Regions from separate parts of the Homo sapiens genome. Here region 2 is linked to region 1. Evidence: read pairs that join two places in POLR2A ChIA-PET (ENCODE). Cell type or tissue: CD4-positive, alpha-beta T cell. All regions are shown on one strand. Region 1 overlaps LOC105370913 (a long non-coding RNA gene). Region 2 overlaps CHRNA3 (cholinergic receptor nicotinic alpha 3 subunit).

Region 1 (4,000 bases):
ACAAGCAATGGGGAAAGGATTCCCTATTTAATAAATGGTGCTGGGAAAACTGGCTAGCCATATGTAGAAAGCTGAAACTGGATCCCTTCCTTACACCTTATACAAAAATTAATTCAAGATGGATTAAAGACTTAAACGTTAGACCTAAAACCATAAAAACCCTAGAAGAAAACCTAGGCATTACCATTCAGGACATAGGCATGGGCAAGGACTTCATGTCTAAAACACCAAAAGCAATGGCAACAAAAGCCAAAATTGACAAATGGGATCTAATTAAACTAAAGAGCTTCTGCACAGCAAAAGAAACTACCATCAGAGTGAACAGGCAACCTACAAAATGGGAGAAAATTTTTGCAACCTACTCATCCAACAAAGAGCTAATATCCAGAATCTACAATGAACTCAAACAAATTTACAAGAAAAAAACAAACAACCCCATCAAAAAGTGGGCAAAGGACATGAACAGACACTTCTCAAAAGAAGACATTTATGCAGCCAAAAAACACATGAAAAAATGCTCATCGTCACTGGCCATCAGAGAAATGCAAATCAAAACCACAATGAGATACCATCTCACACCAGTTAGAATGGCAATCATTAAAAAGTCAGGAAACAACAGGTGTGGAGAGGATGTGAAGAAATAGGAACACTTTTACACTGTTGGTGGGACTGTAAAGTAGTTCAACCATTGTGGAAGTCAGTGTGGCGATTCCTCAGGGATCTAGAACTAGAAATACCATTTGACCCAGCCATCCCATTACTGGCTATATACCCAAAGGACTATAAATCATGCTGCTATAAAGACACATGCACATGTATGTTTACTGCGACATCATTCACAATAGCAAAGACTTGCAACCAACCCAAATGTCCAACAAGGATAGACTGGATTAAGAAAATGTGGCACATATACACCATGGAATACTATGCAGCCATAAAAAACGATGAGTTCATGTCCTTTGTAGGGACAAGGATGAAATTGGAAATCATCATTCTCAGTAAACTATCGCCAGAACGAAAAACCAAACACCGCATATTCTCACTCATAGGTGGGAATTGAACAATGAGAACACGTGGACACAGGAAGGGGAACATCACACTCTGGGGACTGTTGTGGGGTGGGGGGAGGGGGGAGGAATAGCATTGGGAGATATACCTAATGCTAGATGACAAGTTAGTGGGTGCAGCGCACCAGCATGGCACATGTATACATATGTAACTAACCTGCACATTGTGCACATGTACCCTAAAACTTAAAGATAATAATAATAAAAAAAAAGAAAAAATAGAAAAAAGCTTAGTTTGGTGTGGGAAAAGAAGCTCACAGGTTATGGAGCAAATCATGTAAGATTCAACCCTTGATCTCAGCCTAGTGTGGAATTCAAGTAACAAGCAATACACAGTGACATAACACAATTCTTGGTTTTCATGATTGCAAGTCATAGCCAAGTATCAAGTGAGAAATTCAGTTTCATTTGCAAGGCTTAGAGAGGCCAGGTGATTCTAGAAAAATAGGCCTTGTATATGCTTTAAACCAGTAAAGAGCTTTGAGTGCTTATTAAATTGAAAGCTTTGTGTTTTTATTAATTTTTTACTTTTTTTTTTTTTTGAGATGGAGTCTCAGTCTGTCACCCAGGCTGCAGTGCAGTGGTGTGACCTTGGCTCACTGCAACTTCGGCTTCCAGGTTCAAGTGATTCTCCTGCGTCAGTCTCCCGAGTAGCTGGGATTGCAGGTACCCATGACCACACCTGGCTAGTTTTTGTATTTTTAGTAGAGACGGGGTTTCACCATGTTGGCCAGGCTGGTCTTGAACTCCTGACCTAAGGTGATCCACCCGCCTAGGCCTCCCAAAGTGCTGGGATTACGGGAGTGAGCCACTGCACCCGGCACAAAAGCTTTGTGTTTTTAAAGATATTAGACATGTTTCTTATTTTTTAAAAAAAAAAATCTTAATAATGCAGGAAATTAAGAAAAACTTTTTCCAAAAAAAAGAATTCATTGTGATTATCTTATTGGAATGTTGGATAATATAGTCCACTTCATTAAACATCAAGCATGCTATGGATTTTCCATTTTTATAGGAGTTGTATCTCAATTGAAGTAACACTGGTAATTCTTGTACTTCATTTGAAGATGAAAAATGTAGGCCAAAATCATAGACCTTGCATAGAAGCTGGATAATGAAGACAGCTCTGGTGGAACACGTAGACATATGCACACTGATACACATATATAAAAAGTATAAGCACATATATTTTTTAAAGTTTATTTTTAAAGTTTTAAAGCTTTTAAAGCAAAAGCCGGCCCCTCCCCTCTCCTGGAGTGGGCGGCCCCTCCCTGCTCCTGGAGTAGGCAGGCCCCGCCCCTCTCCCCAAGTGGGCGGGACAGCAGTTGCATGGGCAGCTTTCCTTGTGATGCCACAGGTTCCTCTGGACACACTGCTGCCTGGCCACGCCTCCTTTCCCTTTCATCTTTCTCACTGACCAATGGGCTTGGAGCATTAAGGCCCCGCCCCATTCTGCATTACAGTGTGGCCCTGGTTACACCTCCTCTGGCTCAGTCACACAGCTGCCTGGTAGGTGACTGGAGGTGTTCGCTGATGTGGCCCTAACCCTGCCTCCCTCCCCACCCCACGATGTTAGAAGAAACTCAACAGAGGAAACTGGCCACAGCCAAGAAAAAAGTAAAACGCATCAGATCATGGCCCCCCCAACCCAGCCACAGATCCCCTTTGATGGCAAGACCACTGCCAGAGTCCATACCAGCCCTTAGGCACACCGGGCTGGGTCCCCCCACACTGGCACCTCTGTGCTCCCTCCAACCAAAGTCTTGTCAGTCAGTCCCGCCCCTTCAGCAAGCAGCTCAGGCCCTGCCCTCACCAATCACCCCAGGGTGACTTTGGGCGAGTGACTTCTGGGGCTCCCGGCTCCATACTCAGCCTTCACATCCTGCCACCCCAAGCCCGACCTCCCTGAGTTCTTTGGGCTCACCTCTCCAAGGACCTGGGTCCCCCAGCCCCAGGCCCCACCCTCACCAGTCATCCCTGGGTGACTTTGGGCTGGTGACTCCTCGGGCTTCCTGCTGCAGACTCTGCTCTCCCCTCCTGCTGACCCAAGCCCGACCTCCCTGGGCTCTTTGGGCTGGTGTCTCCGTGGACCTGGGTCCCAGCCCTACATCCCCCTGCTCCATTGTGAATCGGTGACTCAGCCATCACACTGATGTTGTTCCCTCCCTCCCCTAGGAGGAGTGGAATGTAGTGATGTCACAGTCCCCCCAGGAACTGTCATTACTGCTTCAAGACCGGCCTTTGATCTTACAACCCAGTCCCCTAAGCATTCTCACCCCATTTCTGGTTCCTGTGGTCACAGCACAAATTTCCAGCTGGAAGGGGAATGGGGACTATGGGACCTAGGGGCAAGAGGTTTCAGGCTGCCTTACTCCCTTCACATAGACATTGACAGCGTGAAAAGCCTACAATTCCCCCGTGAGCTCAAAACATTGACAGTATCTCTGGGTGGCAATGGGAGAACAGGTTTGGTTTGGTTTGGTTTGATTTTCTCCCAGGCTTCTACTCTCCAGAGAGACTTTAACATTATTTTCTCAGTTCTCCACCTCATATTCTAATTCTTCATGGTTCTGGGACCAGACTGCCCTTCAGTCAATGGTCGCTGGAGTGAGATTTGCTCATCTTCTGTGGAATAGATCTGGGGAAATTGAACTTGACAGCTTGAATCTTCCTCTTATCATCCCAATCTGGGGTACTTTGAGTGCCACAGGATAAGTGTGGGAGATCTTTCTGAAGCATCAATTTCCCTTGATTCCCTTGAGAGAGAAAAAGCATTAATGTACTTAGGGAAGACAGTCACATAGGTTTCTAAGAGTATACCAGACTTCTCTCTGAAATGAGACTTGGGTTGTCCTCTTTCTGATAAATTCTGAGATTTAACAAAAAAGCTGCCTTCTGCCATGAGGACACATTGATATAAAAGTTTAAGAGGT
Region 2 (4,000 bases), 110 kb before region 1:
TGCAGAAAAGGCCTTTGACAAAATTCAACAACCCTTCACGCTAAAAACTCTCAATAAATTAGGTATTGATGGGATGTATCTCAAAATAATAAGAGCTGTCTATGAGAAACCCACAGCCAATATCATACTGAATGCGCACAAACTGGAAGCATTCCTTTTGAAAACGGGCACAAGACAGGGATGCCCTCTCTCACCACTCCTATTCAACATAGTGTTGGAAGTTCTGGCCAGGGCAATTAGGCAGGAGAAGGAAATAAAGGGATTCAATTAGGAAAAGAGGAAGTCAAATTGTCCCTGTTTGCAGATGACATGATTGTATATCTAGAAAACCCCATTGTCTCAGCCCAAAATCTCCTTAAGCTGATAAGCAACTTCAGCAAAGTCTCAGGATACAAAATCAATGTACAAAAATCACAAGCATTCTTACACGCCAATAACAGACAAACAGCCAAATCATGAGTGAACTACCATTCACAATTGCTTCAAAGAGAATAAAATACCTAGGAATCCAACTTAAGAGGGATGTGAAGGACCTCTTCAAGGAGAACTACAAACCACTGCTCAATGAAATAAAAGAAGATACAAACAAATGGAAGAACATTCCATGCTCATGGGTAGGAAGAATCAATATCGTGAAAATGGCCATACTGCCCAAGGTAATTTATAGATTCAATGCCATCCCCATCAAGCCACCAATGACTTTCTTCACAGAATTGGAAAAAACTACTTTAAAGTTCATATGGAACCAAAACAGAGCCCGCATCGCCAAGTCAATCCTAAGCCAAAAGAACAAAGCTGGAGGCATCACACTACCTGACTTCAAACTATAGTACAAGGCTACAGTAACCAAAACAGCATGGTACTGGTACCAAAACAGAGATATAGATCAAAGGAACAGAACAGAGCCCTCAGAAATAACGCCACATATCTACAACTATCTGATCTTTGACAAACCTGACAAAAACAAGCAATGGGGGAAAGGATTCCCTATTTAATAAATGGTGCTGGGAAAACTGGCTAGCCATATGTAGAAAGCTGAAACTGGATCCCTTCCTTACACCTTATACAAAAATTAATTCAAGATGGATTAAAGACTTAACATGTTAGACCTAAAACCATAAAAACCCTCGAAGAAAACCTAGGCAATACCATTCAGGACATAGGCATGGGCAAGGACTTCATGTCTAAAACACCAAAAGCAATGGCAACAAAAGCCAAAATTGACAAATGGGATCTAATTAAACTAAAGAGCTTCTGCACAGCAAAAGAAACTACCATCAGAGTGAACAGGCAACCTACAAAATGGGAGAAAATTTTCACAACCTACTCATCTGACAAAGGGCTAATATTCAGAATCTACAATGAACTCAAACAAATTTACAAGAAAAAAACAAACAACCCCATCAAAAAGTGGGTGAAGGATATGAACAGACACTTCTCAAAAGAAGACATTTATGCAGCCAAAAAACACATGAAAAAATGCTCATCGTCACTGGCCATCAGAGAAATGCAAATCAAAACCACAATGAGATACCATCTCACACCAGTTAGAATGGCGATCATTAAAAGGTCAGGAAACAACAGATGCTGGCGAGGATGTGGAGAAATAGGAACACTTTTACACTGTTGGTGGGAGTGTAAACTAGTTCAACCATTGTGGAAGTCAGTGTGCCGATTCCTCAGGGATCTAGAACTAGAAATACCATTTGACCCAGCCATCCCATTACTGGGTATATACCCAAAGGACTATAAATCATGCTGTTATAAAGACACATGCACACGTATGTTTATTGCGGCATTATTCACAATAGCAAAGACTTGCAACCAACCCAAATGTCCAACAAGGATAGACTGGATTAAGAAAATGTGGCACATATACACCATGGAATACTATGCAGCCATAAAAAATGATGAGTTCATGTCCTTTGTAGGGACATGGATGAAACTGGAAACCATCATTCTCAGCAAACTATCGCAAGGACAAAAAACCAAACACCGCATGTTATCACTCATAGGTGGGAATTGAACAATGAGAACACATGGACACAGGAAGGGGAACATCACACACCAGGGACTGTTGTGGGGTGGGGGGAGGGGGGAGAGATAGCATTAGGAGATATACCTAATGCTAAATGACGAGTTAATGGGTGCAGCACACCAACATGGCACATGTATACATATGTAACAAACCTGCACATTGTGCACATGTACCCTAAAACTTAAAGTATAATAATAATAAAATTTAAAAAAAAACTGTAAAGCAGTGGCAAACAAACAAAAAAAAAACCAAAAAAAACCACAAAAAAATTAGCCAGGCGTGGTGGCGGGCGCCTGTAGTCCCAGCTACTTGGGAGGCTGAGGTAGGAGAATGGCGTGAACCAGGGAGGCGGAGCTTGCAGTGAGCCCAGATCATGCCACTGCACTCCAGCCTGGGCGACAGAGTGAGACTCCATCTCGGGGTGGGGGGAAAAAAAAGAAGAGAAATCCTTAACAGAGGGTGAATCCTGAGCAATTGAAGTTCTAACTAGGAGAAGAGAGAGAACATGAGTTGGATGATTTTCTCTAAATGTTATTTTCAGCTTCAGATTTCAAAGAAATTCCTTATGATATTTGCTCCTCTCCACAGCCAATTTGCAACATTTTGCTACGCCTCTCATTATTGCTAAAATCATAAATCCTACAGTACTCCAGCTGTTCACTCAAGATTGCCAGCAAGGAAATGGCTATAAAACGCAAAACATGAAGATTAAACTTTTTGCTCATTTTCTTAATTGTAGCTTAGCAAAAATTCTCTACACCCTGCCCAGTTCCCTTAAGAGCATTTGAACCATGTGATTCCTACGACAATTCAGTGCAAGAAGAAAAAAATCTGCAAGCCTGTTGAGTTTATATTGTGTCCCAGTTCTTTGATGACCAGTTTACAAATACAAATTACATACAAGAAACATTTATAAGTGCTGTGTTTCCTTGGGAAAACAGTAAATAAAACATGGACTGTCTTTAGAGTGAGTAAAGACCCACTTTTGTTTTTGCCAGAGACCAGAAAGTGGGATTCAGTATAAAACATAGCTTCTCTAGTCCTGACACTAACTGTAAAATCAATACTACTAATAAGAAAACATTATTTTGTACTAATATGGCATAAAAACCTAGAAGTATTCTTAGCATTAAAATCAGAATAGACTAATTCTACATCAACTGTTTTGCTGAAAATGTTTAAATGTAAATGTAAAAGGTTTAAATATTCAAACATTTTAACTCTAAAATGCAGGTACAAAAATGATATTCTTCAATACCCAGAGAACTAACTAGCATATTGCAAAATATCAACTAAAATTTATGTCAGTCCAATGAAAGAGCTTAAATGTGGGAAGTATCAGTTTTGTGTGGACTTAGAGAAAAGGGAGGGGTTTTGGAGGTGCTATGATGAGCAGGACCTGTCTGGCAGAGGAAGAACCTTTGCAAGAGAGAAAGAGGAGAGGCCTCCCAAAACTGGCGGGAAGATGCACATTCCGGATCCATAGGAGACTGGAAGTGGCCCACTGTGAAGGACTGGCTCGAGAGCAGCTTCTCTCGATGGCAGGAGCCAGGGAAGTCTTTTTAGTCCTGGACTCACCCTTCTCAACTACGACCTGGATGCAGCCACCCAGACGGGCTGGGAGCACGGGGCCCAGAATGCTCATCCTACTCTGTACATGGGAACCTTGCTTCACATACTTGGGGGGCTATCAATCCTTTCTCCAAGGCCCAGACCTTTTCCCAGTGGGAGGAGGCCTGCAGGGTACACCGTGTAGCAGGGTAACTGTCTGATGGCAGGTTTGCTGTTGGGAGAGTAGAGAAGAGGTTTGGGGACACAGGCAGAGACAGGCTGGGGTGCCCAGCTCAGCCCCCTGATCACAGCATCGGCCTCCTGCATCCACTGCCCACAGTGGCCCCAAAGCCACAGTGGATGGCTGAGACCACCCCAGACCTGGCTGTGCCACACATCCACTCTGGGCCT

Evidence for each region. Peaks named below come from ENCODE experiments on the same cell type or tissue, not always from the same donor. Only the 100,000 strongest peaks of a DNase experiment are listed, where the experiment ranks them.
Region 2: POLR2A ChIA-PET joins it to region 1 with 5 read pairs; 2 of 35 experiments call an interaction of 5 or more read pairs at or near these places.

What each region holds. Positions count from the first base shown.
Region 1 is chr15:78,724,577-78,728,576 of GRCh38, forward strand. It overlaps LOC105370913 (a long non-coding RNA gene), which reads right to left. Exons shown (of 3, transcript XR_932509.2): 1 at 3,036-4,000. Among named protein-coding and RNA genes, the nearest start is that of ADAMTS7, 85 kb to the right of the region's middle. RefSeq lists enhancers at 2,365-2,919, 2,920-3,473. In CD4-positive, alpha-beta T cell, no CTCF peak of the experiment used is centred here; a DNase peak (open chromatin) is centred at 2,465.
Region 2 is chr15:78,611,490-78,615,489 of GRCh38, forward strand. The region is part of intron 4 of CHRNA3 (cholinergic receptor nicotinic alpha 3 subunit); the gene reads right to left. Among named protein-coding and RNA genes, the nearest start is that of CHRNA3, 7.5 kb to the right of the region's middle. In CD4-positive, alpha-beta T cell, no CTCF peak of the experiment used is centred here; no DNase peak of the experiment used is centred here.